Linked DNA regions of Homo sapiens: region 1 is linked to region 2. A link is a loop called in an ENCODE intact Hi-C map of the cell type or tissue named here. Cell type or tissue: endothelial cell of umbilical vein. All regions are shown on one strand. Each heading gives the region's core, and the rest is flanking DNA. Links, peaks and the distances in the headings are about the cores only.

The links. A loop is a pair of places that touch in the nucleus more often than their neighbours do. Peaks named below come from ENCODE experiments on the same cell type or tissue, not always from the same donor. Only the 100,000 strongest peaks of a DNase experiment are listed, where the experiment ranks them.
Region 1: it touches region 2 in a loop (8-fold over the local background); 1 of 110 quality-filtered maps calls a loop at or near these places.

What each region holds. Positions count from the first base shown.
Region 1 is chr19:9,072,668-9,078,036 of GRCh38, reverse strand. No RefSeq gene overlaps it. Among named protein-coding and RNA genes, the nearest start is that of MUC16, 9.6 kb to the right of the region's middle. RefSeq lists an enhancer at 3,049-3,936. In endothelial cell of umbilical vein, for the core only: no CTCF peak of the experiment used is centred there; a DNase peak (open chromatin) is centred at 2,216; H3K27ac peaks cover 358 bases.
Region 2 is chr19:9,125,314-9,130,682 of GRCh38, reverse strand. OR7G3 (olfactory receptor family 7 subfamily G member 3) reads left to right here and starts at 3,733. Exons shown (of 1, transcript NM_001001958.1): 1 at 3,733-4,671. The coding sequence starts at 3,733. The coding sequence ends at 4,671. In endothelial cell of umbilical vein, for the core only: no CTCF peak of the experiment used is centred there; a DNase peak (open chromatin) is centred at 2,332; H3K27ac peaks cover 897 bases.

The DNA of each region.
Region 1 (5,369 bases), core at 300-5,299, 53 kb after region 2:
TAATCCCAGCTACTCGGGAGGTTGAGGCAGAAGAATCGCTTGAACCTGGGAGGCAGAGGTTGCGGTGAGCCGAGATAGCGCCACTGCACTCCAACCTGGGTGACAGAGTGAGACTCTGTCTCGAAAATAAATAAAACTACAGCAGCCACAAGCACTGACAGAGTCAAGTATCAGGCACCCACAGGACAAGGTGGGACACAGTGTCTACTCATCTGCAGAGTGGGGACCAGGGCAGGATTGGGAGAAGAGAGCCAGGGTAAGGGGGAAGAAACAATATTGACAGAATAATTCTGAAAGATTCTCCCCGCGGCCTGAAAACTTGGGAGGATAAACTTGGGGGGATGAATAACTCCTCCCTTCTCAGGCCCAGTCCCAAGGTGCAAGGCTACTTGCCCCAGCAGCATGCGCCAGCAAGATAGCAGAAGCAGGAAGAGAGATGGCCGGAAGACATGTACCCTGGCCGGAAGACACGTACCCTGGCCGGAAGACATCTACCCTGGCCGGAAGACATCTACCCTGGCCGGAAGACACCTACCCTGGCCGGAAGACATCTACCCTGGCCGGAAGACATCTACCCTGGCCGGAAGACAGCTACCTTGGCCGGAAGACACCTGCCCTGGCCGGAAGACACGTACCCTGGCTGGAAGACATCTACCCTGGCCGGAAGACACATGCCCCTGAAGATCAAGAGACGGGCCATCCGGGTACCATGTAGCAGTTACGTCAGACTGGGACACTTGCTGTTTACGGGAGACTATAAAACCCCTGCCCCGTCCTCACTTGGGGCTGACGCCATTTTAGGCCTCAGCCGTCTGCACCCAGGTGCACATTAAAACAGCGTGTTGCTCCACACCAGCTCATGTTGTTTGTTGGCTTGCTCTCGGGGTTCGAAACGACACAAGAGCCTTACAAATTCCATGCTTGGCTCACTCGGCATTTCCTTAACAGATGTTCATTCAGTGCCTGCATGCTTGACAAGCCCCAGGTCTGAGAATACAACGGATCAGTGAATGAACCAACATGCAAAAATCCCTGACATTCTAGTGTTAAGAGTCTACAGGTAGAATAAATAAGTAAATTTAAAAAGATGTTAGATCCCTTTTCTTTTTGAGACAGGGTCTTGCTGTGTTGACCAGGCTGGAGTGCAGGGGCACAATCATAGTAAGGGAGGACACCACCCCTCATATTATGCCCAATTTCTGCCTCCAAAGAAAGAAGAAGTAAAAACTAAATGGCAGAAATCAAATCCATAGGCAGACAGCCCGGCACCGCACCCTGGGCCTGGTTAAAGATCGACCCCTGACCTAACCGGTTATGTTATCTATATATTCCAGATACCTCAAGGAAAAGGTAATTATTTGATTCAAGACCTTCAAAACGAGGCCAGGTGTGGTGGCTCACGACTGTCATCTCAGCATTTTGGGAGGCCAATGCAGTAGGATCACTTGAGGTCAGGAGTTCGAGACCAGCCTGGGCAACACAGCAAGAACCTGTCTCTTTTGAGTTTTTTTGTTTGTTTGTTTGTTTTGTTTTTGAGATGGAGTTTTGTTCTTGTCGCCCAGGCTGGAGTGCAATGGCATAATTTCGGCTCACTGCAACCTCCACCTCCTGGGTTCAAGTGATTCTCCTGCGTCAGTCTCCTGAGTAGCTGAGACTACAAGCGTGCACCACTACGCCTGGCTAATTTTTTTGTATTTTTAATATAGACGGGGTTTCACCATTTTGGCCAGGCTGGTCTGGAACTCCGGACCTCAGGTGATCCACCCACCTCGGCCTCCTAAAGTACAGAGATTACAGGCATGAGCCACCGCACCCGGCCAAGACCCTGTCTCTGAAAATAATTTTTAAAAATTAGCCGGGTGCCTACAGTCCCAGCTACTCAGGAGGCCAAGGTTGGAGGATCGATTGGGCCCAGGAGTTGGAGGCTACAGTAAACTATGATCGCATCACTGCCCTTCACCTAGGGGCAGAGTGAGACCTTGTCTCAAAGAAGAAAGACCTTCGAAAATGAAACAGGGAACCAGAAGGAGGGCAAGGTGGCAGCCAGGGCAAAATCCCTATGATGAGGGCATGCGGCTATGTGCAAGGAATTGCTCTGAGAATAAAGATGGGGACATTCTAGCCGAGCTAAAGAATGATCCATTTACTTATCATTGTAAGAAAATTGGAGCCGTTCCCAGAGATGACTAAGACCTAGGCCTGCAAAGTGTGAAGCCTGCAGGGAGGTGGGGGAAGGAGGCGAAGAACAAAGAACGCAAGGGGGGCCGAGTGAGTCATGGGCAGTGGGAACGGCGGTGCGGTGCATGGCTGGGTGCAGATAATTACCCTCGGGTAGCAGCCAGGCCCAGGTGGGGTGGGTGTCAGCAGGAGATGGACAGAGACCTCCCTCCGCTTCAGAAAGTAAAACCGGTGTTGCCCCAGCCTGGAACTCCCCCAGGAGAGTTGGAATCCTGCCCATCCCCTCCCCTCTTCCTCCAGTCTTTTCTTCCAGCTCAGGCCTGAGCTTTAAAAATCTTGCTTCCCAGCCACGGCCAAGACACGTCCCTGCCTCCCCCAGCAGAATGCAGATTTCAGGTGTCATTCATGAACTATTTAAGGGTTTCTGGAATGTTAGATTTGCCTGCTAGTCTGGGAGTCTTGGAGGGGGAGACCAGCTGTCACACGTCCTGCCCATGGCCGTGATTGGAGCACCCGGCAAGCTTAGGAGACAATGTTCACATGGACAGACTTTCTCTCTGAATGCCTTTGTCAGAGATGTTTAAACCAGAGTGACTCCATCTTGTGTAGGGGCTGGGTAAAATAAGGCCAAGACCTGCTGGGCTGTGTTCCCAGACAATTAAGGCATTCTAAGTCACAGGATGAGATAGGAGGTCAGCACAAGATGCAGGTCATAAAGACCTTGCTGATAAAACAGGTTGCAAAAAGAAGCCAGTCAAAACCCACCAAAACCAAGATGGCCCCAATAGTGACCTCTGGTTGTCCTCACTGCTACACTCCCATCAGTGTCACTGAGTCAGGAAAACAAGGTCTGGAGGCCAAGAATATAAGGTCGATTCACACTTCACCTATGGCAGGAAGGGCGGAAGCCAAGTCAATGACTGTAACCTTACTTCATCCTCTCCATTTACATAGGGCGTACCCCAAGTAAAGGGTATTTAAACTCCGAAAAATTCTGTAATGGGGACTTTGAGCCCCTATGCTCCAGCCCACTCCCACACTGTGGAGTGTGCTTTCATTCTCAATAAATCCCTGCCTCTGGCTGGGGCGCGGTGGCTCACACCTGTAATCCCAGCACTTTGGGAGGCCGAGGCAGCCGGATCACCTGAGGTCGGGAGTTCACCTGAGGTTGGGAGTTCGAGACCAGCCTAACCAACATGGAGAAACCCCGACTCTACTAAAAAAAAATACAAAATTAGCCGGGCATGGGGGTGCATGCCTATAATCTCAGCTGCTCGGAAGGCTGAGGCACGAGAATCACTTGAACCCGGGAGGCGGAGGTTGCGGTGAGCCAAGATTGCACCATTGCACTCCAGCCTGGATGACAGAGGAAGACTCCGTCTCAAAAAAAAAAAAAAAAAAAAAAAATCCCTGCTTCTGCCTTCCTTGCTTTTGCTTTGTTGGTGTGTTTTGTCCAATTCTTTGTTTGGGATGCCAAGAACCTGGACACCTTCTACCAGTAACACCATGACAGTTTACAGATGCCATGGCGACACCAGGAAGTTACCCCAGATGCTCTAAAAAGGTGAGGCATGAATAATCCTCCCCTTCTTTAGCATATTATCAAGAAATAACCATAAAAATGGGCAACCAGCAGCCCTTGGGGCTGCTCTGTCTATGGAGTAGCCATTCTTTTATTCCTTTACTTTCCTAAAAACTTGCTTTCACTTTACAGACTTGCCTGAGATCCAAGAGCCCTCTCTTGGGGTTTGGATTGGGACCCCTTTCCTATGACACCTTGCGGCCCGGAAAGACTTTCTCTCCCAGTGCCCTGGGGTCAGGCACAGGGCCGCAGCTTTCCCATAGAGAGCCCAGGAATATTTGCATTACCAGGAGAGAGTCAGGTTTCAGCGAGAATCTGAGGAAAATCCTCCAGAGAGTATCTAAAACGAGGTGAGGAAAGGGGAAAAGGCATTTTCCTTTAGGACGAACCTGAATTCCTTAGGATACAGCTGGTGAACAATAACATCTGTAACTCCCTCCTAGGTTTTTCAAAGGGAAGGAAGGAAGGTAGAAGGCCCTCTTGAGAAATGTCTTTTTTTTTTTAAGGGACCAGGTCTCCCTCTGTTGCCCAGGTTGAAGTACAGTGGCGCTATCATAGCTGACTGCAGCCTTGAACTCCTGGGTTCAAGCAAATCCTCCCACCTCAGCCTCCCAAGTAGCTAAGACTACAGGCAAGTGATTCTCCTGCCTCAGCCTCTCAAGGATTGCAAGCACCAGCCAAAAAGCCCAGCTAATTTTTGTATTTTTTGTAGAGATGGGGTTTCACCATATTGGCCAGGCTGGTCTCGAACTCCTGACTTCAGGTGATCCACCCTCCTTGGCCTCCTAAAGTGCTGGGATTTTCCCTTAACAAGCATCTATGGGTCGGGCGCGGTGGCTCACACCTGTAATCCCAGCACTTTGGGAGGCTGAGATGGGAGGATCACTTGAGCCCAGGACTTCAAGTTCATCCTGGGGAACATATATAGTGAGATTCGGTGTCTACAGAAAACTTTTTTTTTTTTTTTTTTTTAGACAGAGTCTCACTTTGTCGTCCAGGCTGGAGTGCAGTGGCACAATCTTGGCTCATTGCAATCTCTGTCTCCCAGGTTCAAGAGATTTTCCTGTCTCAGCCTCCCAAGTAGCTGGGATTACAGGCGCGCGCCACCACCCCCAGCTAATTTTGTATTTTTGGTAGAGACGGAGTTTCACCATGTCGGCCAGGCTGGTCTCAAACTCCTGACCTCAGGTGATCCGCCCGCCTCGGCCTCCCAAAGTGCTGGGATTACAGGCATTTGCCACTGCACCCGGCTTCTACAAAAAAATTTAAAAATTAGTCAAACGTGATGGCACATACCTATATAGTCCCAGCTACTTGGGAGGCTGAGGTGGGAGGATGGCTTGAACCCAGGAGGTAGAGGCTGCAGTGAGCCACTGCACCCCAGCCTGGGCGACAGAATGAGATCCCATCTCAAACATATAACCATAAACTTTGGATGTTAAGCATTTGCTGGAAAAAAAGAAAAAAGATAAATTAAAACAAAAAAATCCCCCATAAACTAAATGCCATGATATTTAAATACAAATCAAGTAATTCTGATGAAAGTTATGGCCAAGACATTTTACATTCTTTTTTTCAAAATCAGTCTTCAAAATCTCATCTCATGTGT
Region 2 (5,369 bases), core at 122-5,121:
TCAGGTGATCCTCCTACCTCAGCCTCCTGAGTAGCTAGGACTATAGGTGCATGCCACCATGCCTGACTAGTTTTTGTATTTTTTGTAGAGATGGGGTTTCACCATGTTGCCCAGGCTGGTCTCTAACTCCTGGGCTGAAGTGATCTGCCTGCCTCTACCTCCCAAAATGCTAGGATTACAGGCGCGAGCCACTGCGCCTGGCTTTTTCTTTTTTCTTTTTCTTTTCTCTGAGACAGCATCTTGCTCTGTCACCCAGGCTAGATAGAGTACAGACACACAACCCAGGCTGGTCTCAAACTCCTGGGCTCAAGTGATCCTCCCACCTCGGCCTTCCAAAGTGCTGGGATTACAGGCTTGAGCCACTGTGTCAAGCCCAGTTCTTTCTTTTCTGTACCTTATTACACTAGGAGAACCCTCAGTGGGATTTTGAGCACATGCCTTCTTTGCTCAGCCCTAAGACATTCTTCTTCTTTTTTTTTTTTTTTTTTTTTTTGAGATGGAGTCTCACTCTATCACCCAAGCTGGAGTGAAGTGGCGTGATCTCAGCTCACTGCAACCTGCACCTCCCAGGTTCAAGCAATCCTCTTGCCTTAGTCTCCAAGTAGCTGGGATTACAGGCATGCATCACCACACCTGGCTAATTTTTAAATTTTTTTAGTAGAGACGGGGTTTCACCATGTCAGCCAGGCTGGTCTCAAACTCCTGACCTCAGGTCATCTGCCCGCCTCGGCCTCCCAAAGTGCTGGGATTACAGGTGTGAGCCACCGCACCCGGCCTGACATTATTCTTGGGATATCTTCCCTGCTTCTTCCTTTTGCACCCCATCTCACCCCCATGTCCCTGAGGCATCAAGCATTGTCCACAGCTAGAAACAAAAATGATAGGAAAGGTCATTGCAGGCCAGGCGTGGTGGCTCACGCCTGTAATCCCAGAACTTTGGGAGGCCAAGGTGGGCAGATCACCTGGGGTCAGGAGTTTGAGACCAGCCTGGTCAACATGGTGAAATCACGTCTCTACCAAAAATACAAAAAGTAGCTGGGCATGGTGGTGCACACCTATAATCCCAGCTACTCAGGAGGCTGAGGCAGGAGAATCGCTTGAACCCGGGAGGCAGAGGTTGCAGTGAGCCAAGATCGTGCCACTGCACTCCAGCCTGAGCCACAGAGCGAGACTCCATCTCAAAATAAATAAATAAAAGGTTATTGCAGGACCCCTGAGCACTGTGCTAGGATACACCTATCCTAACATCTATTCATTTTTCATCCCTGCAACACCCCATGCACATTTTTATACCAGTTCCCATCGGAGAAGTGAGAAACTTGAGTCTGCTCAGAGAGGTTCAGGGACCTTCTCATGTCACGGATCCATGTCACAATTGAGGCATACATGACGGAACTGACAACTGTCTGAGTCCAAGTTTTATGCACCAATGGTTGAAGCTTTTATAATCATTTGTCTTTCTCCAGTAAAAGCCAGCTCCCGGTTGGGGGCCTGAATTTTGTTTTTGTTTGTGTATTTGGTTTTTTGTTTGTTTGTTTGAGACAGAGTTTCGCTCTGTCGCCCAGGCTGGAGTGCAGTGGCAGGATCTCGGATCACTGCAAGCTCCACCTCCCGGGTTCACGCCATTCTCCTGCCTCAGCCTCCTGAGTAGCTGGGGCTACAGGCACCCACCACCACGTCCGGCTAATTTTTTGTATTTTTAGTAGAGACGGGGTTTCACCATGTTAGCCAGGATGGTTTTGATCTCCTGACCTCGTGAACCGCCTGCCTCAGCCTTCCAAAGTTCTGGGATTACAGGCTTGAGCCGCCGCGCCCAGCTTGTTTGTGTATTTGTTTTAAGAGGCAGAGTCTTGCTCTGTTGCCCAGGCTGGCATGCAGTGACCCTATGAAAGCTCACTGCAGCTTCCAACTCCTGGGTTCAAGTGATCCTCCCAACTCAGCCTCCCAAGTTGCTGGGACTACAGACACGTACCACCGTGCCTGGCTAATTTTTAATTTAATTTAATTTTTAAAAAATGTTTACTATAGATGGGTCTTGCTACTTTGTTCAGGCTGGTCTCAAACTCCTGGCCTCAAGCGACCCTTCTGCCTCAGCCTCCCAAAGTGCTGGGATTATAGGTGTGAGCCGCTGTGTCTGGCCAGGAACTCAATTTGTGAAGCAAAGGGCTGAGATGGGCTCACTGCACCATTCAACTGTTCACATGCTGTGATTCTATAATATGTTTGCCCCAACTCCTGAGTCATCATTACAGAATTTCCTTAACTTATGGGTTTATGAGAACAGCAGGCTGATGTTTTGACATTGCCGGCATACATCAATTCTTTACTTCCTGCTTTGGGGGCCCCAGAATCAATTTCTCAAGAATCTGGATAAGCCAGAAGGAACAGGAAAGGTTTGGCGCTGACTCACACAGGACTCCTCCAGGAATCAGTGCCAAGGCTCAGGGGTTGCCTGAACCAGGGGCTGCACCAGTAATAATAGGAAGAGTGGGTGCAGTGGCTCAAGCCTGTAATCCCAGCACTTTAGGAGGCTGAGGCGGGTGGATCACTTCAAGTCAGGAGTTCAAGACCAGCCTGGCCAACATGGTGAAACCCTATCTCTGTTAAAAGTATAAAAATCAGCCAGGTGTGTTGGCACACACCTGTAGTTCCAGCTACTTGGGAGGCTGAGGCAGGAGGATCACTCAAACCCTGGAGGAAGAGGTTGCAGTGAGCTGAGATCCCACCACTGCACTCCAGCCTGGGTAGCAGAGCGAGACTCCATCTCAAAAAAAAAAAGAAAAGAAAAAAATAATGGAAAGAGGGTCTGATGCATGGCTTACTGTTAAAATTTTCTTTATTAACATTATCTGTGATACAAATGAAAGACAGATGAAGGCAAATAAAAATAGTGGGAGGGGCTTATGCTGCTAGATAAAGAGGGCTTAATTTTTATTTTCACAAACTGTAATGAGAAAGGGAAATTGGTGGGTGAGAAAGACACTGATAGGGTACCTAGGAAGGAAGTAAAGAACAGGCTGGGCATGGGGGTTCATGCCTGTCATCCCAGCTATTTGGGAGGCTGAGAGAGGAGGATTGCTTGAGCCCAGGGGGATGAGGCTACAGTGAGCTATGATCATGCCACTGCACTCCAGCATGGATGACAGAGAGAGAGAGACCCTGCAAAGAAGAAAGAAGGAAAGAAAGAAGGAGGGAAGGAAGGGAGGAAGGAAGGAAGGAAGGAAAGAAAGAGAGAGAGAGAGAGAAAGGAAGGAAGGAAGGAAAAGAGAGAGAAAGAAAGAGAGGGGGGAAGGAGGGAAGGAAGGAAGGAGAAAAAGAGGAGGGAGAGAGGGAGGGAAGGAGGGAGGGAGAGAGAGAAAGAAAGAGAAAGAAAGGAAAGGAAGAAAGAAAGAAAAAGGAGAAAGAAAGAAAGAAGGAAAGAGAAAAGAAAGAAAGAGAAAGAGAAAAAGAAAGAGGAGGGAGAGAGGGAGGGAGGGAAAGAAAAAGAAAGTAAGAAGAAAGAAAGAAAGAGAAAGAAAGAAAGACGGAGGGAGAGAGAGAAAGAAAGAAAGAGAGAGAAAGAGAAAGAGAGAGAGGGAGAGAGAGAAAGAAAGAAAGAAAGAAAGAAAGAAAAAGAAAGGAAGGAAGGAAGGAAGAAAGAAAGAAAGAAGGAAGGAAGGAAGGAAAAAAGGTCTATAACTTATAACTGGTTTGGTTTTGATAATATTGACAAGATCAAGACTCATCAACAACATGAAAGCAGGAAACTTCTCAGACACTCCAGAATTCTTTCTCTTGGGATTGTCAGGGGATCCGGAGCTGCAGCCCATCCTCTTCATGCTGTTCCTGTCCATGTACCTGGCCACAATGCTGGGGAACCTGCTCATCATCCTGGCCGTCAACTCTGACTCCCACCTCCACACCCCCATGTACTTCCTCCTCTCTATCCTGTCCTTGGTCGACATCTGTTTCACCTCCACCACGATGCCCAAGATGCTGGTGAACATCCAGGCACAGGCTCAATCCATCAATTACACAGGCTGCCTCACCCAAATCTGCTTTGTCCTGGTTTTTGTTGGATTGGAAAATGGAATTCTGGTCATGATGGCCTATGATCGATTTGTGGCCATCTGTCACCCACTGAGGTACAATGTCATCATGAACCCCAAACTCTGTGGGCTGCTGCTTCTGCTGTCCTTCATCGTTAGTGTCCTGGATGCTCTGCTGCACACGTTGATGGTGCTACAGCTGACCTTCTGCATAGACCTGGAAATTCCCCACTTTTTCTGTGAACTAGCTCATATTCTCAAGCTCGCCTGTTCTGATGTCCTCATCAATAACATCCTGGTGTATTTGGTGACCAGCCTGTTAGGTGTTGTTCCTCTCTCTGGGATCATTTTCTCTTACACACGAATTGTCTCCTCTGTCATGAAAATTCCATCAGCTGGTGGAAAGTATAAAGCTTTTTCCATCTGCGGGTCACATTTAATCGTTGTTTCCTTGTTTTATGGAACAGGGTTTGGGGTGTACCTTAGTTCTGGGGCTACCCACTCCTCCAGGAAGGGTGCAATAGCATCAGTGATGTATACCGTGGTCACCCCCATGCTGAACCCACTCATTTACAGCCTGAGAAACAAGGACATGTTGAAGGCTTTGAGGAAACTAATATCTAGGATACCATCTTTCCATTGATGTCTCAGCTTCTTGGGCTTACACTGCTGGGATATGTCAGGGAGAAAGAAGTAATGAGAAGTCTTGAAAGCCTGACTAATGTCTTTGGGGTTTTCTGTTTTTGTTTTTGTTTTTGTTTGTTTGTTTGTTTTTTGAGATGGAGTCTCGCTCTGTTGACCAGACTGGAGTGTAGTGACGCAATCTTGGCTCACTGCAACCTCCGCCTCCTGGGTTCAAGCGATTCTCCTGCTTCAGCCTCCGGAGTAGCTGGGATTACAGGCACGTGCCACCAAGCCCAGCTAATTTTTCTATTTTTAATAGAGACGGGGTTTCACCACATTGGCCAGGATGGTCTCGAACTCCTGACCTCAGGTGATCTGCCCGTCTCAGCCTCCCAAAGTGCTGGGATTACAGGCATGAGCCACTGTGCCCCACCTGACCAATGTCTTTGAATACATGAGACCAGAGATCAGATGGTTCAGGGTGATAGTTTTGGAATCGGACCACGTGGACTTGAGTTCTTTTTGGATTGATTGACTGACTAATTGATTTTTGAGACAGTCTCTCACTTTGTTGCCCAGGCTGGAGTGCAGTGGTGTGATCACAGCTCACTGCTGCCTCGAATTCCTGGGCTAAAGCGATCCTCTGGACTCAGCCTGACGAGTAGCTGAGACTGCAGGTGCATGCCACCACACCTGGCTTTTTTTAAATTTTTGTAT